3 separate regions of the Homo sapiens genome follow, and regions 1 and 3 are each linked to region 2. A link is an interaction called in ENCODE POLR2A ChIA-PET data of the cell type or tissue named here. Cell type or tissue: GM12878. All regions are shown on one strand. Links, peaks and the distances in the headings refer to the core of each region. The heading gives the core; the rest is flanking DNA.

What was found. ChIA-PET counts read pairs that join two places held together with the same protein. Peaks named below come from ENCODE experiments on the same cell type or tissue, not always from the same donor. Only the 100,000 strongest peaks of a DNase experiment are listed, where the experiment ranks them.
Region 1: POLR2A ChIA-PET joins it to region 2 with 5 read pairs; 2 of 35 experiments call an interaction of 5 or more read pairs at or near these places.
Region 3: POLR2A ChIA-PET joins it to region 2 with 7 read pairs; 4 of 35 experiments call an interaction of 5 or more read pairs at or near these places.

What each region holds. Positions count from the first base shown.
Region 1 is chr17:46,717,544-46,725,882 of GRCh38, forward strand. All of the region lies in intron 15 of NSF (N-ethylmaleimide sensitive factor, vesicle fusing ATPase), which reads left to right. It also overlaps a transcript of LRRC37A2 not described here, the pseudogene LOC107985026 and the pseudogene RPS7P11. Among named protein-coding and RNA genes, the nearest start is that of WNT3, 97 kb to the right of the region's middle. In GM12878, for the core only: no CTCF peak of the experiment used is centred there; no DNase peak of the experiment used is centred there.
Region 2 is chr17:46,143,205-46,151,543 of GRCh38, forward strand. The region is part of intron 2 of KANSL1 (KAT8 regulatory NSL complex subunit 1); the gene reads right to left. LOC107985027 (a long non-coding RNA gene) reads right to left here. Exons shown (of 2, transcript XR_001752923.1): 2 at 7,724-8,339. Among named protein-coding and RNA genes, the nearest start is that of KANSL1, 46 kb to the right of the region's middle. RefSeq lists a silencer at 625-825 and enhancers at 5,403-5,904, 5,905-6,404. In GM12878, for the core only: no CTCF peak of the experiment used is centred there; a DNase peak (open chromatin) is centred at 3,027; H3K4me3 peaks cover 2,195 bases; H3K27ac peaks cover 4,043 bases.
Region 3 is chr17:46,015,211-46,023,549 of GRCh38, forward strand. It overlaps MAPT (microtubule associated protein tau), which reads left to right. Exons shown (of 13, transcript NM_001377265.1): 12 at 3,408-3,520. Among named protein-coding and RNA genes, the nearest start is that of STH, 20 kb to the left of the region's middle. RefSeq lists an enhancer at 8,292-8,339. In GM12878, for the core only: no CTCF peak of the experiment used is centred there; a DNase peak (open chromatin) is centred at 5,041.

The DNA.
Region 1 (8,339 bases), core at 1,382-6,381, 570 kb after region 2:
CTACTAAAAATACAAAAATTAGCCAGGCATGATGGCATGTGCCCTGTAATGCCAGCTACTCAGGAGGCTGAGGCAGGAGAATCGCTTGAACCCGGGAGGCAGAGGTTGCAGTGAGCTGAGAGCACACCACTGCACTCCAGCCTGGGCGACAGAGCAAGACTCCATCTAAAAAATAAAATAAAATAATGTGTCGTTCGGGGAGTGGGCCTGGTGGCAGTGGCGGTGGCAGGGAAAGAGTTGGAGCAGTGCCAGCGGCAAGCGAACAAGGTGACGGAAATCACGCTTAACAACTTTGACAAGGTCCTGGAGCATGATGGAAAGCTGACCGAACTGGAGCAGCGTTCAGACCAACTCCTGGATATGAGCTCAGCCTTCAGCAAGACAACAAAGACCCTGGCCCAGAAGAAGTGCTGGGAGAACATCCATTGCCAGATCTACTTGGGGCTAGTGGTGGGTGGTAGCCTGCTCATCATCCTGATTGAGCAGCTGGCCATCTTTCTCCCTCAGAGTGACACCAGTAATGCCCCACAGACCTAGGATGCAGGCACCACCTCAGGGCCTGGGGACTGACAGCTGGTCCTGAGGGAGAAGCCAAATGGCTGCACTGGCTGGTTCCGGTCTCCAGAGAACCTTGGTGTTTGCTCTCCCCTGACCCACCCCAGTGAGTGCCAAAGGGCAGCCCCAACACGTGCACCCCTGCATTTCTTGTCATGCCACAGACTGGCCCTCGAGGGCACCCTGCCATACTGGCCATGCCGGGCCAGCCCCACCTGAAGCTCAGTGAAAGCTGATTAAAAAAAAAAAATTATGTATAGATCAAAATAACTACAAGAGTGGAAATTGAATATTCCTAACAAAAAGAAATGATACATGCTTAATGAGTTTCACAACTACCCTTATTTGATCGTTACATGTTTTATACTTGTATCAAAATGGTGCATGTACTCCATAAATATGTATAACTATTATGTAGCCATAACTAAAAATTTAAAATTTATATAAAAACAGTATTCCATAGGACTACCAAACTAGGGAAATTACTGCCCCCATTTTCTCATTAGATTTTTCTTCACTAGAGTAGTATAACATGACCGAGAATTTGGGCTTGCTCAGCTCTCCACACTGACCGGCCGAATGACCTTGGATATGTCATTTAACCTATAAGCCACTGTTTTCTCATCTGTCAAATGAAGATAATATTAATAGCTGCATTATAGGGTTATGAGAATTAGATGGTAATTTCTGTAAAGTGTCACAGTGCCTGGGATATAATATGAAATCAATGAAGTGTAGTGGTTATTTTTACTTATTATTATACATACATTTTTTATTATTTCCTTATGACAAATTCTCAGAAGTGGGATTGCTAAGGTAAAAATATTAGTATTGTAAAGATTTTTGATACATAGTGCTATCAAAACTCTTAGGTAAAAAATGCTCTTGGTTTTATAAAGCCTACGCCTTCAGAATGTTGTACTAATTTACACTTGTAGCTTCACCATATAAGAGTATGAGTTTCTTGGGATTCTCACCCGTACTTGATATTATTAAAATATTTTTTGCCAGTTGGATAAGCAGAAGGTTGGCATTTAGTTATTTCTTTAGCTACATTTCAATGACTAAATGCTCAAATTTAAGATTTTTCAAAATGTTTTGCAATGACAATAGTCTGTGAAACTGAAAAATATGTAACACATTAATTTTTGTTAAAGATGTGTGGTCTGAATTAGTTAATTCATAGAGCATCTTTACCTACCACTTTATTACTTAAACCAACAGGTAAGAGTTTTAGTAGAGAGGGCTGTTAGGCTTGCTTTAATGAGTACATGAGATTTTATTATAATTATACTATTGCCTCTTTTTCACAAATGGATGGTGCTAAAATACGTGAAAGTAGTTTATTCTCAATTAATTTAAAATTCACCTTGTACTTCTCTTAATTTGCTTATTAGTGAATCCTTTCTCCATGGATAAACTCCTCAAAACTGCTGAAGTATGTATGAGGTATTGTCCTCACGTTCTGGGGGGTATACCATATGTTCCATTAAGATGTTTGAAGTATTCACAGACCTTCCCCTTCTCCCCTATTTTACGTTTGCTTCCCAAACTTCATTCTATTTTTAAATTTTAATTCCTTTATCCATTTTTGCATCAATACTTGTTTAAAAATCTATTTTACTAGTTCTATTCGTGCCATTAAATGAACAAAAGAAGAAAGCAGAATTTGATTTTAACTAATTACCTAATCTTGATGCTTTCTGAGTATACAATCAGTAGAGATGAAGTAGAACAATCAGATAGAACTAAATTGTTTGAACAAAATTAAGTAAAACTACCAGTGATTTATAAAACTGTACCCATTAATAACATGATATAGTCTTATTTTCAAAGGATTGAAAATTAATGGAAGAAATTTTCCTTTCCACTAGCTTTGCACGAAAGAAATAATCTTCTTTGAATATCCTCCTGTAAATCCCACTGCAAATTGTAGTCTGCACAGAACAGAATCGTGATGCCTAATCCTCCTCTTTTCATGGTTTAGTCTATACAAAGAGCAGAGCTGGAAATTGGATCTTTTGACAGCAGTTACTAAGCAACAGAATTTGGATGTTTTTGGTTAACATCCTAATATATAATGTAGCTGATTTGTTGAAGTTTTTGCATATATTAGCTGAGAGAAGTGGGCACTCCGGAAGTGACTACAGGTCCCTGTATGGCTGGGGAGGTGGGCATTTGTTGTTGTTTTGTTCAATACACTGTGTCTTTTGGCATTTGTATCTCTTTGGCGTAGAAAGGAGGCTGGTGCAGAACTTTCAGACCTTGTGACTTTTTATATTATTAAGAATACCCTTCTCTGTGGCTCACGATATGAGAAAATGTAAGATTTTTTCCTGAAAAGCAGGGAGAACAAATAAAGGATTTTAAGGTCATTCCAGGAAGCTTTAGAGCTTTGCCAAAAGTTTAGGTCCACTTCCTGAGGCAGTTTCATTAGCAGACAGCTAATGTTTGCTTGGTCTACTCCCAAGTTATTTTTAGAAACGAGATTATTACTGATAGCACCCATTTGAATTTGCTCATTTACGTTTTTATATGCTACCAAATATGATTAGAGTATGCTTTTAACTAATCGCTGACAGATTTACTGCATTAGGGATTTTCTAAGCTATGAGATTCCTACAGTCATCAGATTTCTACTAACTAGGTACTTCACGCCAAGTACTTCAGAACTGAGATGAACTCTTTCAGCTCCCAGAAGAACCAGAGTGTTTGGCTTTGCTTACCTAAGGGCACTAAGGAGGTCCCAGAGGATGGAGGGCTGAATCTCCTGAGAGCATGCTTGTTGTGGCTTGTGATCCCGAAAGGCTGGGATTAATGGAACTAATGCTGGTGTGCTCCCATTTGCACTTGTGTAGACTCTGGAGCCCGTAGCTGCTGCCCCTGTCCCACACACAGGTGGCTCCCCAGTTGTCTGAAGATCCCAGGAGTGGGCTCTGGGACTTAAGAGCTTGCCGTGTCCTTGAGCACCACATTCAGACCTGCCCCTAATCCCTGCGTGGCAGAGCCCCGCTTCTCCTGTCCCTCAGTGCTCACGGAGTGCATGTGGCACACTCTTGCCTTAAGCCCAGGCTCCCCACACTCTGGGTTGTCTCTCATACCCCTCCAGCCTGTGTCGTACCTCCACCTTTGCATGCAAGAGAGGTTACAGTTTAATATGACAATCTCATTATGTGCACAGGTGGACATAACGGGCTTCTGTGTTTTCTAGAGCTGCTCTTCCTTCCTTTAGAGTAGACTTCCCGTTATTTCATGAGACACAGGCTGACTGATGCCACTCTTTCCCACATTGTTTCCTTCTTCAGTTCTTCCTGTTTTTTCTTTAGCCTTCTCTTTCAGACTTCCCTCCTAACTTTAAGACCCTATATATGTATGTTGATAATTTTACCTGTTCTACAGGAAACTTCATAATAGAACTGGGCTGACTATACATTCTTTTTCTGTGTGTGTGTGAATATATACTTTTTATTTAGCCATTTTTGTTTACAATTGAAACTCTGGGAATTCAAAATTAACATCCTTGCCCGTGAGCTTCTTATAGACACCAGAAAAAGTTTCAACCTTGTGTTCCACATTGTTCTGCTGTGCTTTGTCCAAATGAACCTTTATGAGCCGGCTGCTATCTAGTTTGACGGGGATTCTCTTGCCCACAATTTCGCTTGGGAAGACCAAGTCCTCAAGGAAGGCATCGTGCACAGCTGTCAGAGTACGGCTCCTGGGACACTTTTGCTTATTTTTTGTACGGCTTTTTCGAGTTGGCTTAGGCAGAATTCTCCTCTGAGCGATAAAGACGACATGCTTCCCACTGAACTTTTTCTCCAATTCGCGTACTAGCCGGACTTGGATTTTCTGGAAAGATTTCAGTTGAGGAACGGGAACAAAGATTATGATAGCTTTCCGACCACCACCAACTTCAGTTTCCTTGGCTGCCGTAATATTCAGCTCCCTGAGCTGAGCCTTGAGGTCCGAGTTCATCTCCAGCTCCAGAAGAGCCTGGGAGATGGCCGGACTCGAACTCGTCCGGCTTCTCGCCATTGGGCTTCACGATCTTGGCGCTCGAACTGAACATGGCTTTCTCCTGGGAGAACTTGCAGCGCCTGCTTAGGAAGAGACCCAAATCTCGCGAGAGCACGTCAAAATCCCTACATTCTTAAGATTAATTTTGGGGGGAGTCTGTAAGATACGGTTCTTACCTTCTTACCTCCAGCCTCAGTCCTCCTGGCATCTTCTGTGTTGGGGCATCTTTGGATCTAGAGCAAGCACTGTGTGACCTGCTGTGTGCTATAACTCACGGTGAGTTTGGCACTTCAGTTGTACTAGTCTGGCTAGGGCAGTTTGTACAATTTTACTTTTCTCGCATCTTTCTTTCCAGTACCTCTCCTCCTGCTGGGATTTATCTACCTAAAGTTGTGGTGCAGCTTCCCGGCTTAGTATGTAAATATCTCACTTGGATTTTCCTGTGGCAGCTAACCTCACGTACTTGCCAGCCAACTCTGAGTATCTTCTTAGTGAGAATTCTGCTGGGGCCTGGGCCAGAAAGGGTGAAAGGGACTAAGGGACTGAGGAGACTAGGCAGAAATCGTGGATCCTGGGAAGAGTTATGAGCACAGGTTACACTAGTGACTAGATAAGGAAGAAAATGTACGTGTGAGAAGAAAAAGGGATGTGTGTGTATGTATGTATTTAAATTAGAGCAGAGTAGCTACCCGGAGGAGTTTCAGTTGACTGGTTACCTGAAACTAGTCAAGTTACAACTGGAATTGCACAGCCTTCGTCATGGTCGGTGTGTTAATAGAGCTTGCTGTGAGTGCACCTCTCCCTCTGATAGTAATTAGCACAGAGACCGACTGCAAAAAACAAGAACGTCACTACTTGATATTAAGTGACTGCTGCAGGTATTTTTCCTCTCAAATGTTATGTGTAGGCCATGCAGTCAACTGTGAAGTGATTTGGAATGCTTTGTGAATTACAGTGTCTGAGATAAGTTGGTGAGACTACATACCATGTAGCAAGTCATCATTAGTTTAGACCTAAGCAATGTCCTGAGTAAGGTCCTTGCAGCCATATAAGCTGTACATTGTTTTGAGAAGGAAAAACATAGAACTACTGCAACCAGCCAGGCTGTGGTGTTCCAGGTCCCTGTGGCTCTAATCCATGATCTCACAGCCTGATGGTCAGAGTTATATGCTGGCATCAGAGCTTTTAGTAGAATTCTGAAAAATGTTTTGAAAAGCAAAGCATTATTTTCAGTGATTCCTTAAAATTACCTGAGTTTATAAGATACCACATTGGCTGCGGTTCCATCTTCAAAAAAAGTAGCAAAGAACCGCTGTAGAACTGCTTCTGAGCTTTTCAGTTGTCTCGAATGTACCAACTCAAAGCCAAAAGGAACCATCATTGTGTATCAAGAGACTGAAATAAATATCCTATTCTCATTTTCTCTTTTTCTGTGTTTGGGGAGGAGAAGATAAAAGGCCCTTCCCTTCTTGCTCTTTAAATGTACTCATGATCCATTTTCAAACCAGCTTCACCTCTGTGTTTTATTTCAGTTGCCAAATCAGGACAGATCCTTGACTCCAGTTTTCTCTTTCATCACCACACCCATTCATTCACCAAGTTCTTTCAGTTCCTCCTCCTAAACATCTCTAGATTCTGTCCACTTACCAGCACACCCACTCCCTGGCCACCATCATTTCTCACCTAGAACTCCACAATCTCAATTAACTATTATTCCCCTCTAATGCTTTTCTATACAATCAGGAAAATGTTTCTAAAACATAAGCCTGACATGTCAGTCCATTGCTTATAACCCTTTAGTGGCTTGTTATTGCCTTTACAGTAAAATTTTAACTCATGAAATTTGTAAGACTCTTTACGTCCAAGTTCCTTCATCACCTCTTCTAATTCATCTCACCTACCACTCCACTGCATTGACACCAACACCACTTTATTTTAATTCTTATTGACCGTTCCTGCAGTGTTCCTGAATGTTCACATCTCTGTGTCTCCTAATTTTCAGTATATTCTGCTTAGAACACTTTCTTCCACCCTTTCCACTGGTTAACTGTTGTTCATGCTTCAAGTCTCAGGTTAAGTGTCACTTCCTAAATTTAGGAAACTGTCCTGACTCCCTAAGTCCATTTAAGAGTCAAGATAGGCTGAGTTATGCTGCATGAAAGGACAACCCGAAAATCTCAGTGGCTTAACACAACAAAGTTTATTTTTTATTTACACTACTATATCTCCGTCATGGCTCAGACAGTGAGTTCTGTTCATTATATTTTCTCAGAGACTCAAGCTAATAGATAATAGAGGCCCCGCCTTACATCTGATTCCATGATAGCCAAGGCAGGGAAAGGAGTATGGTGAATCATGCAGTGACTCCTAAGGCTTCTTTCAGAAAGGGGTGTATTTCCCCTCATATTTCATTAACCAAAGCAAGCCCCATAGTTATGCCTAACTTCCAAGGCACTGGGGAAATACTGCCTACCCTGTGCCCCCGTATCATCTTGTATTTCCCCTAGCCTAATAATGTCATGCTTTGTTATAATTACATGTGACTTGCTTCCCCAACTCTAACTTTTGTGAAAGTAGGATTATTTTTGTCTTATTTATTATCCTCTGCAGTGCCTTCATTAATGCTTGATACATAATAAGAATTCAAAAATATTTGTTGAGTGAGTGAATGAATAAGGCAGCACTCCAAGACTCAATCCTTAGGCCTTTTTTTCTTCTTCTTCTGCCATTTCTTCTTGAAGATGGCTTCCTCTGTCATGGTTTCAGCAGTCACTGCCCTGAGAGTGATTTCCATTCCCTGACTTCAATCAGATATCTCCAACTTCTCACTTAATATTTCTACTTGAATTTAAAATGTGTAAATTTATTCTTTTAGTAAATACTTCTTAATTACTCTCTAATAAGGCATTATATTAAATGATATGAGGATACAGAGGTAATTAAGACAGCACTTGCCATCTGAGGGCTTGCAATCTAGTATAATACAAAAATAGTACAATGAATCAATAATATATATACGTAATATACAAAATCCTGTGCCAAAGGAGAAGACAAGTGATTTATGGCAAGATGGAATTGGAACTTGTGTTGTTTCAACCATTGAACCTACAGAGCAGACATCATTACTGAATTCTGTTCTGTGCTGGGCACTACACATAACATGAACAGAATAAAGCTTTTATCCACCTCACAGTCCAGTGGGGAGACAGATAGCTTAGGACGAAAGGATAGATGGGGTTTAGACAGAGTGTGGGAGGGTAATTAGGGGGTAAAGGGATGGTGCATAGGAAAACGTTTTCACCAGAGGGGTTGACCTGATTAAATATCTGGAGAAATTGTCAGTATTTATGCCAGGAAAGAGGTAAGGAAGGAACTGAATCAAGATGGTCACAGTGAGACTCTATTATGGTAACTTAATTGTTAGGAATACTTTAAAAACCAAGTATACACAGGTTGTTTTTAAACCTAACATGAAAAATGGTTAATATCATGAGTTTGACTTTATTTCTGTACCTAATTATAAGTCTTCAATGGTTAAAAGATACCCAGGAAGGAATATATGCCATTCCAAGCAAGATGTTGGTGCGGGTGGGGATCGGGTTTACTATCTTGGTGTGCTGAGGTTGGTTACCAACCAGAGAGAGTGGGCTGGGATGCAGAAACTAATTCTTACTCATGACACTGATGAGATTTCCTGAGCCCCACCTGTAGTCTCTGGAATAGTACCTTCATTTCCAAAAAGGCTAGTCTCAAGGCCTTGAGTACTT
Region 2 (8,339 bases), core at 1,050-6,049:
CATATATGTACCCATTCAGCAGTTCTGTAGAAGTCATTATCTTCTTTGGGAGGCCGAGGCAGGTGGATCACCTGAAGTCAGGAGTTCAAGACCAGCCTGGCCAACATGGTGAAACCCCGTCTCTACTAAATACACCAAAATTAGCCAGGTGTGGTGGCAGGCGCCTATAATCCCAGCTACTCAGAAAGCTGAGGCAGGAAAATCGCTTGAACCCGCGAGACAGAGGTTGCAGTGAGCTGAGATCACGCCATTGTGCTCCAGCCTGGGCAACAAGAGCAAAACTTCGTCTCAAAAAATAAATAAATAAATAAATAAAAAGGCCGGGCACAGTGGCTCACGCCTGTAATCCCAGCACTTTGGGAGGCCGAGACGGGTAGATCACGAGGTCAGGAGATTGAGGCCATCCTGGTTAACACGGTGAAACCCTGTCTCTAGTAAAAATACAAAAAATTAGCCGGGCGTTGTGGCGGGCGCCTGTAGTCCCAGCTACTCAGGAGGCTGAGGCAGGAGAATGGCGTGAACCCAGGAGGCAGAGCTTGCAGTGAGCCGAGATCACGCCACTGCCCTCCAGCCTGGGCGACAGAGCGAGACTCCATCTCAAAAAAAAAAAAAAAAAAAAAAAAAGAAGTTGTTATCTTCCCAGTAGAAGAGATGAGAAAATTTGAGGTCCAGATTGGTTGAGTGATATCCGAGGACCACAGAGCTAGTAAAATTATGGAGCTAGAACTTGAAGTCTGATTCCAAATCACATGTTTCCTATGCTACCCCAAACAAAGGGAGTATTTTCTACAGTGGCATTACAACAGACCAAGTAACAGCAGAGGTAAAACAAGTTTCACATGTCTGTGGCTCTTTGTTTTTTACAAGTTTTTATTACTTTGTCATGGGGGGGAAAACGAAAAATTATAATTAGGTCAAGGAAAGATATAACTATACTACTACTATCATTCTGAAGGAAGGGAAGGTATACCTTCTAAGTCCTGCATAGTTTAAAAATTCCCATTACTTGCGAGACCAGGTGAGACTGCACAGTTCTAGACTTCCTATCGTGTGCCAAAACTCTAGGGATAATCAAAAAATGTTTGTTGAATGAACGCTAATTTAAAATAGAAAAAGAAATTCCAGATTTCCTCCTCAGTACAAGAGGCCTGCAACAACAAACTTCTGAAATACCAGCAGTCTACTAATTGCATATTCAAATTTAAACCACAGAAAGTTGAATCAACTCTGCCAATTTCTGGGACTCTCTAAATGAACTCTTAATACAAAAATACATACTCAGGCTCAGCATTTTTTCTAATCATTTACAAAAGTAAAAGGACGTCAGGACAAGTTCTGGTGAAATTTTATAAACAGCCATGAATTGCAGCTGTAGACTGCCAGATACATAACCTGTATATGACAGGGGGTACCACGTGGAAATTAGAGACATCCCCCTTCACCAAAAAGATTATATCCAGGGGATACTACATAATAAAAAAAAAATCTGAAAAATGTAATGGGATTAAGATCCTTTAGAATAGGCTAGTAGTGATGATTTTGCTTTTTCAGTCCCCTCCTCACAAACAAATGATGATGACACTGCCCTTAGCTTTCTATGTGCAAAGACAGTATTAACCTTCCCAGGCCAAACTTACGACTACACCTTTTCCACACGAAATGCAAGGCATTTCTAACTCCCCAGATTACCTCACATTCGTTGGATGCCACACAATAGATTATAAAGTATCAAGATATATATTAATTTTTAAAAGTTCACCAGGAGTTGGATATTCTAAACTGGGTTTCTGATTCTTAACAGTGAGAATGAAGTCAAGCTCCTTATTTGGTGGTTAGAGGAGAGGATTTGGCCAGAAATAATTCTTTTAGGATTGACAGACAAGTACTACTTAAGTTCTATCATCTCATCCAAAAACTTGCTTCTTATATTCTGCTTTTAACCCGATCTACACAATGAAAAGCCACGGAGACTAGTTTTGCATGAAAGCAAAGGACTTTTCTAATATGACTTCAGAGCATGCCATGCTTTAAAGTCCATGTTCAACCACTTACTATCATTTTCCAACTCACTCTCTATGGGCCCATCCCATATTTCAACTACAGGTATACCTCCTGGCCCTTTCTATTTCATAAGCTTCTTTGGAAGACAAATCTACTGATTTATGCAATAAACTTTCTACCTCTACTTAACCAATTTGATAATTTAATAGCTGGAGATAATTCTAAATTCCCCAAACCTTAATCAAGAATTTTGGAAAAAAAGAGCTATCTAGAACAGTTATCTTCCTGAAAACACTGTTGTGCTAAACTGAAACACAGCCTTTTCTCAAGAGCTAAGCAGCTACTTGGGTCTACATTTTAATGCACTAAATAATTTTATAAGATCATGTTTGAAACCAAAAAACCCAAAAAGGATTGTCAAGCTAGGTCAGCTTACAAAACCCCTTCTGTTATGAACTAGGAAATCAAACAACAAAACATAAGCTCTAGGAAATGAGCATGGAGGTGCTCCATCCATACTAGCTTTTCCTTGTTTTTTTCTTGAGAGGAGTGACTCTCTGTCACCCAGGCTGGAGTGTAGTGATGCAATCCTGGTTCACTCCAACCTCCACCTCCTGAGTTCAAGGGATTCTCCTGCCTCAGCCTCCCGAGTAGCTGGGATTACAGGCGTCGACCATGACACTCAGCTATTTTTTGTATTTTTAGTAGAGACAGGGTTTCACCATGTTGGCTAGGCTGGTCTCAAATTCCTGACCTCAAGTGATCCTCCCACCTTGGCCCCCTCAAAGTGCTGGGATTACAGGTGTGAGCCACCGTGCCAGCCCATACTAGCTTTTCTGAAGCCTCTTTACTCATTCTTTTGTTCTCTACTCTAGCAGCTAAAGACATCTCCTAAAGAAACAACTAGTGTGCCTCCATACAACCCCTCAGTAAGCACTCAGTATTGAGACTAAACTGTGAAAAGCACTAAAATAAATGCATCATTCATCTATGACCTTCTGAGAATACCACCACCTCATATTTGAATAGACGTCTAGTTTTCATGAGAACTTTCACGCACTCATTTGATCCTCTTTAAAAACCACAGGAAACAGGGCAAGCCATCTTATCAGCTCTATTTACAGAGAGGGAAATCAATTTGAAAAGGTTACATAGCTTAATCAAGGTCACAAAGTGACTGACTGGCCAAGCTGGTACTCAGTCTTATGATAGTCCAGGGCTCTTTCCTCTACACTGATCCTAAATTGAAAAAAAAAATTTTTTTTGGACTGCTCCTGCAAGGTAGGGCTACCCCATAGGCAGAGAGTAGCTGAAAAATTCTGTATGTGTCTATCACAAGAAGTTGAGGCCGGGCGCGGTGGCTCACGCCTGTAATCCCAGCACTTTGGGAGGCCGAAGCCGGCGGATCACGAGGTCAGGAGATCGAGACCATCCCAGCTAAAACGGTGAAACCCCGTCTCTACTAAAAATACAAAAAATTAGCCGGGCGTAGTGGCGGGCGCCTGTAGTCCCAGCTACTTGGGAGGCTGAGGCAGGAGAATGGCGTGAACCCGGGAGGCGGAGCTTGCAGTGAGCCGAGATCCCGCCACTGCACTCCAGCCTGGGCGACAGAGCGAGACTCCGTCTCAAAAAAAAAAAAAAAAAAAAAAAAAGAAGTTGACAGGCCTAAAAGGTTTCACATTTAGATGTTTCTTTTTTTGGAAAAGGTGAAGATCTGGCTGGGCACAGTGGTGCACATCCTTAGGTAGTTCCAGCTACACAGGAGGCTGAGGCAGAAGAACTGCTTGAGCCCAGCCTGAGCAACACAGTGAGACTCCATCACTAAAAATAAGTAAATAAATAAATCACATAAAAAATAAAAAATTTTAAAAGGGGGTAAAGAGCCAATGAATTGACTAAGAAATGTGTTGTTTCAAATCAGAATGACCTTGAAAAGCCATAGTACTTGCATGCAAAAATATGATCCGATTTAAAAAGTCAATATGCTTAAAATACAACAGAAAAATCAACCAATATATGTATTTCGTATTACTGGTTTAAAATTTCTGAATATGCTGTAAAGAGAAGGAGGTGAAAAACGTCAACCAGACTGGGGTGGTGGCTCATGCCTGTAAACCCAGCACTTTGGAAGGCCAAGGTGGGTGGATCACTTGAGTTCAGGAGTTCACGACCAGTGTGGGCAAGGTGGCAAGATCCTGTCTCTACAAAAAATACAAAAATTAGCCAGATGTGGTAGCATGCGCCTGTAGTGCCAGCTACTCGGGAGGCTGAGATAGAAGAATTGCTTGAGACTAGGAGGCAGAGGGTGTAGTGGGCAGAGATCATACCACTAACCCCTCCAGCCTGGGTGACAGAGTGAGACTCTTTAAAAAAAAAAAAAAAAAAAAAAAAGAGAGCGAGAGAGAAAGAGGCAGAGAGAGAGAGAAAGATCTCAACTGATAAGATACTACATAATCACATTATCTCTTGCTTGACCAACTTAACAAATATTTCAAAATGTTTATAAAAATCAAAATGGGTCAGCATTGGAAGAAGTTGTAAGTAAAATTCAGGTGTTCTCCACATGAGGCAACTGCTGTTAATAGAAGACTATATGACGGTATTTTCTCGAAGTTTGGTACAAAGATCAAAAATAGAATCACAGGCAAAACCCTTGAAAGGCTTAGGAATCTGAATTTTTAAGTACTAGGTTGTTGATGAATATAAAATTTAAAGATGTGTATTTAGGGTAGAAATAACCTTGACCTTGGTAGCTGTGGAACTTGTGTGGTTACTCGTTCTGGGCCCTGGTTTTCCCAATGGTAAAACAGAGGAGGTAGGGACACAAACGTCCTACTTCATAGAAAAGTTATAAGACTTTAAAGGCGATGGTTTATAAAAAGTAATTAGCACACAGTTTTGACACACACTAAATAATAATTAGCTACTATGGTGGAAATTTTATTTCTATTTAACACTTCTGACATTAGCAAATAGTGTACCAAACAGACATGCTTTTTACATAGTTACATGATTCTTCTCAACAACCGCTCCCCCGAAAGAAAGCAGTTTTTAAGAGGGTCACTCTCATGATTTGAAGAGAACTGGGAGAGGAGGAACATAAATCAGTTCTGTCACATTTTAAGGATTAGAATTTAAACATTAAAAACAATTTTAATATGTTCACATATATAACTATCACCTGGTTGGACCATGACAAAAACCCACCCCTAACCATAAACAAGGGTAACCTATCATTTATCAAAAACAGGAAACGTTCCTATCTCTCAAGATCAGCGCTCTGAACTAATTATTTAACATAAGGTCATTTTTACGAGTTCACATGCTGAATGGCTTACAATTAAAAGCCTCTTCTAACCCAAATCACCATCCTCCTTCACTTACCTTTTTTTTTTTTTGAGATGGGAGTCTCCCTCTGTCGCCCAGGCTGAAGTATAGTGGCACAATCTCAGATCACTGCAACCTCTACCTCCTGGGTTCAATTGATTCTCCTGCCTCAGCCTCCTGAACAGCTGGGTACAAGCACCCACCATGCCTTGCTAATTTTTTTTTGTATTTTTAGTAGCGACAGGGTTTAACCATGTTGGCCAGGCTGGTCTGGAACGCCTGATCTCAAGTAATCTGCCCACCTCGGTTTCCCAAAGTGCTGGGATTACAAGCATGAACCACCGTACCTGGCCTGTTGCTTACACTTAAAAAAAAAAAAAAAAATTCCTCCCCTCTCCCTAGACTCCTAACCTAATCAAGTTACCAAATTCAAAAAATTATTTTATCTCACCCATTCTTGCCTCTTTTTTTCTTTTTTTTTTTTTTTTGAGACGGAGTCTCGCTCTATCGCCCAGGCTGGAGTGCAGTGGCATGATCTTGGCTCACTGCAAGCTCCACCTCCCGGGTTCACGCCATTCTCCTGCCTCAGCCTCCCAAGTAGCTGGGACTACAGGCGCCCACCACTGCGCCCAGCTGATTTTTTGTATTTTTAGTAGAGACGGTGTTTCACGTGTTAGCCAGGATGGTCTCGATCTCCTGACCTTGTGATCCGCCCGTCTCGGCCTCCCAAAGTGCTGGGATTACAGGCGTAAGCCACTGCGCCCAGCCTGCCTCTTTTTTTCTACTAGGGCTATCACAATTCTGGCCTTCATTTCATTTGACAGGAAGGCATGGGTTTATACCCTAACCAGAACAACAATGAACAGGATTTCTGCCTCCACTCCTCTAATCCAGGGGTTGGCAAACTTTTTCTGTAAAGGGCCAGATGGCAAATATTTAGGCTTTGCAGGCCACACAGTCTCCGTCTCAACTACACAACTCTTGCCATTATAGTACTAAAGCAGCCACAGACAATATTCAAGTGAATGAGTATGACTGTGTTCCAATAAAACTTTACTTACAAAAACTTGCCTTAGACTGCATTTGGCATACAGGGCATAGTCTGTTGATTGTGCTAATCCAACCAACTAATATCAACTTTCCTAAATTCCATCACAGATCATGTGATTTCTGATTTAAAAGTCACTTTCCTTGGCTGGGCACGGTGGCTCACGCCTGTAATGCCAGCACTTTGGGAGGCCATGGCGGGTGGATCACGAGGTCAGGAGATCGAGACCATCCTGGCTAGTAGTAGAGATGATGAAACCCCGTCTCTACTAAAAATACAAAAAAAAAAAAAATTAGCCGGGTGTGGTGGCGGGCGCCTGTAATCCCAGCTACTCGGGAGGCTGAGGCAGGAGAATGGTGTGAACCCAGGAGGTGGAGCTTGCAGTGAGCTGAGATCGCACCACTGCACCCCAGCCTGGGCAACAGTGCGAGACTCCATCTCAAAAATAAATAAATAAATAAAAAATAAAAGTCACTTTCCTTACCAAAAAAAAAAAAAAAATAGAACTTAACATTCCTTGGCCTGATACTCAAAGGCTTCCTCCATGAGTATAATCTTCATTAACCTTGGTCATTTCCTTTTTCTCATACTAGATTCCAAATTGTATTCCATGATTGTGGCTGCTTATACTGCTCTAATTCCAAACCTTTGCTCAATTTGTATACAGAATGTCCTTTCTTCTTTCCCTCTAAACACCTACATCTCCCTTGCTTCCCACACTACCACCTAGAACTAAAATCCATCTATCCTCTAAGAAGTCTCCTTCCCTTTACCCAGAAATTCTTCTTCAGCAGAACTTCTATGGCACTTAATCTGTATCTTTTCTGACAATGATTGCTTTGTATCTTTTACCACAGTGAATTATATCTTAGATCCCCTAAGCCTGTGGGCAGAATTTATTTACAAGTCATCTCTGTATTTCCCACAGCACTTTACAATCAAGAGATAAAAAAACAGGTATTATTGTTTCAAAGAAAATATTCCTACAACTAAATTCCTTTACATAACATAGCACTGTTAATAAGACCAAGACACACTTATTCTGTATTAAAATGTTACCTAAAAACTAATGACACTGGCTCAACAAATTAAGCCTTCAAAAATTAGTCTCCATCTTATTACCCAGAGGGCAGCATGGCAAAGTGGGAAAAGGAAAAAAGGACAAGATTGACATCCTGATTCTGCCATTGTTGTTAAATTTCTGCTTCCTTATCTTGTGAAACAGATGTTACCACTGCCTACCTGGGAAAACTAGGAATAACGACTACAGTAAATTATTATGCATTATGGCTTTTATAAACAGAAATTTAAGAACAGCTAAGTTAACTGCAAGATCCCTATTCTGTCAAAAAAAAAAAAAAAAAACACGAGTATCTTGTGTTCAGCATTATGAATATAAAGAATAAAGACATGAGCAGTCTCATAACATAGACAAGTTCAGTCTACTGTAGATCCTTTCACAGAGAAGTAATACAACATACTGAGTGCTAACCTTCCAGCTATTTCTAAAAAGATGGAAGTCCAAGGTTATTTCTAAATTATTTTAAGCATAAAGCTAAATATTTAAGAATGAGTTATAACTGAGTTTCTACCAAATTAAAACAACGATGCTTACAACAGCTTACAGGGCTCCTGATCTCACCTTCTACCACTCATTCTATACCTGGATCAGCATGCATGCTCCTGCCACCCCGGGCTTACTGATGAAAATCCAACAAACCGGGCTCAGTCCCATCTTAGGGCCTTTGCAAGTGTTCTCTACACCTTGAATGCTCTTCCTCAAGATCTTCACAGGTCTTGCTCACACACTTCATACAGATCTCATTCAAACTGTCACCTCCTCAGAGAGGCTTTCCCTGACCACCCTATTAATATAGACATCTCTCTCCCATAACCATCACTTTCAATCTCCTTAGGCTCTTTCCTTTTTATATCTCTTTATAGCACTTGTTAACTAGCCTTC
Region 3 (8,339 bases), core at 2,160-7,159, 130 kb before region 2:
TTAGCCAGGCATGGTGGCGGGCGCCTGTAATCCCAGCTACTCGGGAGGCTGAGGCAGGAGAATCACTTGAACCTGGGAGGCAGAGGTTGCAGTGAGCCGAGATCTTGCCACTGCACTCCAGCCTGGGTGACAGTGAAACTCCGTCTCAAAAATAAAAATAAAAATACAGCTGGGCACGGTGGCTCACGCCTGTAATCCCAGCACTTTGGGAGGCCGAGGCGAGCGGATCACAAGGTCAGGAGATATAGACCATCCTGGCTAACACGGTGAAACCCGGTCTCTACTAAAAATACAAAAAATTAGCCAGGCGTGGTGGCAGGTGCCTATAGTCCCAGCTACTCACAAGGCTGAGGCAGGAGAATGGCATGAACCTGGGAGGCGGAGCTTGCAGTGAGCCGAGATTGTGCCACTGCACTCCAGCCTGGGCGAGAGAGTGAGACTCCGTCTCAAAACAAAAACAAAAACAAAAACAAAAACAAACACACAACAAAAACCTAAAAGAATATAAATGGATTGTTTGTAACACAAAGGACAAATGTTTGAGGGGATGGATACCCCATTTTCCATGATGTGATTATTATACATTGTGTGTCTGTATCAAAACATCTCATGAGCCCCATAAATATATACACCTAACTATGTACCCACAAAAATTAAAAAAATATATTTTTTAAGGTGAAGAGGGAGGCGAGATGCTGGCCTTAACCCCTAACCCGTTGTTCTCCCTGCAAGCTGTCCACAGGGCCTCTCAGACTCGAGGTTCAGCTATATGGATGCATGAGCTTGGTCCCCAGCCAACATGGGAGACACTTCACCATCGGCAGCAGCTACAGCACAGGAACCCTGGGTCACTGCCATGTCCCCTCTGTGACTTTGTTTAAACAGAAAATGATGCTCTGGGCCGGCTGTGGTGGCCCACACCTATAATCCCAGCACCTTGGGAGGCGGGGGTGGGCAGATTGCCTGAGGTCAGGAGTTGGAGATCAGCCTGGCCGACATGGCGAAACCCCATGTCTACTAAAAATACAAAAACTAGCCAGGCATGGTGGCACATGCCTGTAATCCCAGCTACTTGGGAGGCTGAAGCAGGAGAATCACTTGAACCCAGGAGGCAGAGGCTGAGTGAGCCAAGATCGTGCCAATGCACTCCAGCTTGGGTGAGGGAGTGAGACTCCGTCTCAAAAAAAAAAAAAAAGAAAGAAAAAGAAAAGAAAGTGATCCTACTGGAACCATGCTTACTCCCCTCCCCACCTCACACTGTGTAGAAATTAGTGCTGTCGGCCAGGCGCGGTGGCTCATGCCTGTAATCGCAGCACTTTGGGAGGCCAAGGCAGGCGGATCACGAGGTCAGGAGATCAAGACCATCCTGGCTAACACAGTGAAACCCTGTCTCTACTAAAAATACAAAAAATTAGCCGGGCATGGTGGCAGGCACCTGTAGTCCCAACTACTTGGGAGGCTGAGGCAGGAGAATGGCATGAACCTGGGAGGCGGAGCTTGCAGTGAGCCAAGATCGCGCCACTGCATACCAGCCTAGGTGACAGAGTGAGACTCAGCAAAAAAAGAAAGAAAGAAAGAAAGAAATCAGTGCTGTCTATACTTCTTTCTGCAGTGATGGAAATATTCTGTATCTGTGCTGTCCAGTATAGTAGCCACTAGCTACATGTGGCACTTGAAACATGGCTGGTACAGTTGAGGAAGAGTGGCTGCCATATCGGACGACACAGCTATAGATTCTGTCACCCCACCCCGAGAGTCCAGAGCGGGGACTTCTGCCTTAGGCCCTATTCAGGGCTGATTTTTACTTGAACCCTTACTGTGGGAAGAGAAGGCCATGAGAAGTTCAGTCTAGAATGTGACTCCTTATTTTCTGGCTCCCTTGGACACTTTGTGGGATTTAGTCTCCCTGTGGAAAGTATTCCACAAGTGGTGCCACCACCCCAGCTGTGAGAGCAGCTGGGAGCTGCTTTTGTCATCTTTCCCTGGAAAGTCCTGTGGGCTGTCTCTTCCTCATGCCTTGTCCCATGCTTGGGCATGGTGTCAAGCGTCAGGAGGGAGAAAGGGTCCTTATTTATTTATTTAGAGAGGGACCCTTCTTCTGTTCCCAGGCTGGAGTGCAGTGGTGCGATCTCGGCTCACTGCAACCTCCGCCTCCTGGGTTCAAGTGATTCTCCTGCCTCAGCCTCCTGAGTAGCTGAGATTACAGGCACATGCCAACATGCCTGGCTAATTTTTTTTTTTTTTTTTTTTTTTTTTTTTTGAGATGGAGTTGTACTCTCATTGCCCAGGCTGGAATGTAATGGCACAATCTCGGCTCACTGCAACCTCCACCTCCTGGATTCAAGCAATTCTCCTGTCTCAGCTTCCCAAGTAGCTGGGATTACAGGTGCCCGCCACCATGCTCAACTAATTTTTGTATTTTTTTTTTAGTAGAGACGAGGTTTCACCATGTTGGTCAGACTGGTCTCAAACTCCTGACCTCAGGTGATCCACCTGCCTCGGCCTCCCAAAGTGCTAGGATTACAGGCATGAGCCACCACGCCCGGCCTGAAAGGGTTCTTATTTAGTGTGCATTTTGACATTCAATTTAATTCCAAGGTCTTGTGGGGTCATGGTTTACAGGATGTTGATATAGAAAAGACTTCACTTAATGGGCCGGGCGCAGTGGCTCATGCCTGTAATCCCAGCACTTTGGGAGGCCGAGGCAGGCAGATCAGGAGGTCAGGAGATTGAGACCATCCTGGCTAACACAGTGAAACCCCATCTCTACTGAAAATACAAAAAATTAGCTGGGCGTGGTGGCAGGCACCTGTAGTCCCAGCCACTCGGTTGGCTGAGGCAGGAGAATGGCATGAACCCGGGAGGCGGAGCTTGCAGTGAGCAGAGACCATGCCACTGCACTCCAGCCTGGGCGACAGAGCAAGACTCTGTCTCAAGAAAAAAAAAAAAAAAACAGACTTTACTTACTGGAAGCCAACCAATGTATATTTAGAGTAATTTTTCCTGGGCTGAGCTGTCATTTACTTTTGCAGTATCTCAAGAAGAAGAGTTTACAGTGTAAATATTTGATGCACACTTTGATTATATAGATGAAGCAAACTATTTTCAAGAGCTTTGCAAGGACTTACTTGTATCCAAACACCATTCTAAAGGAGTCTTACCTACTTCTAAAGGCTGGTCTCTACTTGGAACCACTTGCTTGGCCCTGGTTCAAGTCCTGCTGCAAACCTGGAAGTCCTGTCATTGTCTTCTTCCCTCCAGAGCAGTGGCACCCAATCTAATTTTTGCTGTGCCCCAGCAGCCCCTGGCACTTTGCCCTGTAGACTGCAGACCTCATGTAATGTATGTTAAGTCCACAGAACCACAGAAGATGATGGCAAGATGCTCTTGTGTGTGTTGTGTTCTAGGAGGTGGCCAGGTGGAAGTAAAATCTGAGAAGCTTGACTTCAAGGACAGAGTCCAGTCGAAGATTGGGTCCCTGGACAATATCACCCACGTCCCTGGCGGAGGAAATAAAAAGGTAAAGGGGGTAGGGTGGGTTGGATGCTGCCCTTGGGTATATGGGCATTAATCAAGTTGAGTGGACAAAGGCTGGTCCAGTTCCCAGAGGAGGAAAACAGAGGCTTCTGTGTTGACTGGCTGGATGTGGGCCCTCAGCAGCATCCAGTGGGTCTCCACTGCCTGTCTCAATCACCTGGAGCTTTAGCACGTTTCACACCTGGGCCCCAACCTGGAGAGGCTGACCAATGGGTCTCAGGGGCAGCTCGGTTGCTGGAGTTTTTGTTTTTATTTATTTTTATGTATTTAAGGCAGGGTCTCTGTATTAGTCCATTCTCACACTGCTAATAAAGACATACCCAAGACTGGGTAATTTATAAAGGAAAGAGGTTTAATGGACTCACAGTTCCACATGGCTGGGGAGGCCTCAAAATCATGGCGGAAGGCAAAGGAGAAGCAAAGGCATTTCTTACATGGCGACAGGCAAGAGAGCGTGTGCAGGGGAACTCCCATTTATAAAACCATCAGACCTCATGAGATTTATTCACTATCATGAGAACAGCATGGGAAAGACCCGCCCCCATGATTCAGTTACCTCCCACTGGGTCCCTCCCATGACACATGGAATTATGGGAGCTACAATTCAAGATGAGATTTGGGTGGGGACACAGCCAAACCATATCAGTCTCCCTCTGTCATCCAGGCTGGAGTGCACTGGCATGATCTCGGCTCACTGCAGCCTCTACCTCCCTGGGTCAGGTGATCTTCCCACCTCAGCCTCCCAGGTAGCTGGAACTACAGGTACCTGCCACTATGCCTGGCTAAATATTTTGTATTTCCTGTGGAGACGAGGTTTTGCCACGTTGCCCAGGCTGGTCTTGAACTCCTGAGGTCAAGCAATATGCCCACCTCGGCCTCCCAAGGTGCTGGGATTACAGGTGTGAGCCACAGTGCTCGGCCTAAGTCACTGCAGTTTTTAAAGCTCCCAGGTGATTCTTCAGTGCAGTCAAAAGTGAGAACTGGCTGGGTGCGGTGGCTCATGCCTGTAATCCCAGCACCTTGGGAGGCGAAGGTGGGCAGATGGCTTGAGGTCAGGAGTTCAAGACCAGCCTGGCCAACATGGTAAAACCCCATCTCTACTAAAAATACAAAAGTTAGCTGGGTGTGGTGGTGCGTGCCTGTAATCCCAGCTACTTGGGAGGCTGAGGCATGAGAATTGCTTGAACCCAGGGGACAGAGGTTGTAGTGAGCCGAGATCGTGCCACTGCACTCCAGCCTGGGCAACAGAGTGAGATTCCATCTCACAAAAAAAAAAAAAAAAGCGAGAACCACTGTCCTAGGCCCTGATGTTTGCAGGCAACTAAAAAAGGAAGTGGACATCCCCAGTCAGCTGTGGCGCACCAAGAACAAGTCATGGGAACATAACCTAATTTTCTAAATGGGTTACTAGGCACTTAGAGCAAAACAATGATGCCGAAATCCTGATTTCAGCAAAGCCTCTGCCTGCCTGTCTTGGAAGTATCCACATGAGGCTGCTGGGGCCTTGGTGTCCCCAGCAGTTTCTAGTCTCTAGGTCTTGCTGTGGGTGTCTGTGCAGTGAGGGTGTGTGTGGCGCTGGGTGAGCTCTGTCTAGGCCTGGCACAGGATGCGGTCTGGTAGCTGCTGCTTCTCTTCTGCAGAAGCGCAGCCAAGCACCCTCTGGGGTTTCAGGCCCACACCCAGCCTGAAGTTCTGGGAGTGGCTCACTTTCCAACCTTCAGGGTCTCCCAGCAGCTGACTGGGGAGTGGTGGAGGGAAAAGGGATTGTATTAGTCCGTTTTCACGCCGCTGATGAAGACATACCCGATACTGGGCAGTCTAAAAGATAGAGGTCTGATGGACTCACAGTTCCACGTGACTGGGGAGGCCTGACAATCATGGTGGAAGGTGAAAGGCTTGTCTCACACGGTGGCAGACAAGAGAAAAGAGCTTGTGCAGGGGAACTCCCCTTTATAAAACCATCAGATCTCGGGAGACTTATTCACTATCATGAGAACAGCACGGGAAAGACCCTCCTCTATGATTCAATTACCTCCCACCAGGTCCCTCCCACAACATGTAGGAATTGTGGGAACTACAATTCAAGATGACATTTGGGTGGGGACACAGCCAAACCATATCAGGGCGTCCCAGAAAGGGTATAGGGTCTGAGACCCAAGTCAGCATGAGAAAGTATGCTTCTCATGGTGGCCCAGTTGGGTGGAAGTGGCAGCCGGGCCGTCTTTCCACCAGGCCACTCAAGTAGCAGCTGAGAGACCCCTGCCCTGGCCAGTCCCCGCCCTCCCCTCTTGCCACTGCCTCTGGTTCTGAACAGATGGGCACCCTCATCTTGTATTTGTGATTAATGTCTAACAATGTAGTTTTGTGAGAAGGGTTTGCTGATACAGCCTTGCTGCAGATGCTGCGAACTGTGGCCTGGGGCAGACCTTACCTCCAGACACGCCCTGAGGCAGGGGAGGGCACTGGCCCGTAGCTGGCCGAGAGCTCTCGGGTTGCGCGACAGGGATACTTTTCAGCGGCTGGGTCGCTATCCAAAGTGAGAAAACGAGGAGGGACCAGGAGGCTGTCCGCCTCAAGAGATGTGGGGGCCAGGTCCAGTTATCTGGGGAAGCAGTAAGCTTCTCTGCTGTTTCTAACCCCAGGCCTCCCCTGGTCTAAGGCAGGGCCTCCCAGCCTCGGGGCACTTTAAAGATATCTGGGCCTGGCCCCATCCCCACAGTCTGACTGAGTGGGTCTGGATAGGGCCTGAGCATTGGTGATTTCCTGGGTGAAAGGAGGCCCCTCACAGTCTCTGGAAGCTTCTCTGTGTTAGGAAAAGCTCTGGGCTTGACTCTGCTTTGAAAGTCAAGATCCGCAAATCCTCTCAGCCTCAGTTTCTCCTTCAGCAAGATGAAATGGAAATGCTGTACCTACGTCCCGGGGTGGTTGTGAGACCCAAAAAAGACAATGTTCTGGAAGGTTCCTGGTGCGTTGCAGTCCTCTAAGAACCTGAGTTAGAGCCACGCTGAGTCTCAGCTTCTTGGCTCCTTCTGTTTCAAACTCGTCCATGTGATAGCTCAGGAAGGGTAGGCAGGGCCCTGCCCCCTACTCAGAAAACACCATCCTGGTCCTGGGGATCCCCGCAGCATTAGTCCCCTGTTTTCCCAGTGTATTGAGAAAAATTGCTAACAAGCAGTGGGGCACACCACCAGCCTCCTGGGTTCCTTTCAGTTTGGGGATTTTTGGACATTCCCAGGAATGTCTTAAAAAACACTTCAAAAAACATTAACATAAATATTTTTATCAAAGCCTGTATTAAATGGTCTTTCAAGAAAATACAGTAACAGGTCAGGCATGGTGGCTCATGCCTGTAACCCCAGCACTTTGGGAGGCCAAGGCAGGCAGATCACCTGAAATCAGGAGTTCAAGACCAACCTGGCCAACACAGCCAAATCCCATCTCTACAAAAAATACAAAAATTAGCTGGGTGTGGTGGCACACACCTGTAGTCCCAGCTACTTGGGAGGCCGAGGCAGGAGAATTGCTTGATCCCGGAGGCGGAGGTTGCAGTGAGCTGAGATCGTGCCACTGCACTCCAGCGTGGGTGACAAGGTGAATCTTTGTCTCAAAAAAAAAAAAAAAAAAAAGATAAAATACAGTATACAGTAATAGAGAACAATCCTTTTTTCAAAGTAGTGACCCCAAATGAACAAAATATGCATCTAGCTTAAATGCGAACCTGGTTTTCTCTACGCCCATTCAAGCCCCTGCAATAGGGGCCCTTCACCCCGCATCCATGGACTCCTAAAATTATATGGAAAATGGCTGTGTGTGAGTGTGGATGGACATGTGCACACATATTTTTGGCTTTACCAGATGCTCAAAGAGCCTAGGACCCAAAAAGGGCTGAGAATGACCGTGTCGGCCACTTCAGGGTCATCAGGAATTGCTGTGCACTGCTCACTTCTCCAGTGAACACTTTCTGCTTCTGTGTTTCCTGGTATCCTTTGGGACTCCTGGCTAGGTCATGTGTTTCTCTACTTTCAAAAGGGCTTCAGCCAGGCACGATGGCATGAGCCTGTAGTCCCAGTTGCTCTGGAGGTTAAGGTGGGAAGATTGCTTGAGCCCAGGAATTTGAGGCCAGCCTGGGCAAGTAGATAGGTAGATGATTGATAGATAGATAGATAGATAAATAGATGGATAGATAAGTCGCTAGACAGTCATCCATCCACCCATCCACACATAAAAAGGCCTTTGTCATGTCATGTTTTGTGGCCCACCTGCCAGTGTTGCCCACAGTTGCTGCCCCTCCAAACTCATCAGTCACTGGCAAACAGGAGGAATGTGTGGCTCATGTCTGGGCATCAGTGGCTGTGGGAGACATCCTTGATCTTCTCCAGCTTCTCCTTCCACATTTTCCTTTGCAATCTGGCAATATCTATTAAAATAAAATGTGCATGCCTTTTGACCTAAGAGCTTCACTTCTAGGACCCACTTACACGTGTGTGACATGATGTTCATACGGGTTTATTTATCTGAGGTTGTTCATACACACCATTGCCTGTAATCACTAAAGGCGGGAGCAGCCTACACATCCATCCACAGAGGAGTAGATGCCTTTTGGTACATCCGTGGCGACGGAATACTAAGCAGCCTGTGTATCTATACACTCACACGTGTTTGTTTATGTGTGGAATATCTCTGGAGGGTACACAAGAAACTTAAAATGATCACTGTCTCTGGGGAGGGTACCTGGGTGCCTGGGAGGCAGGTCAGGGAAGGAGTGGGCACAGGTATTACCAATTGGAAGACAATAAAAACAA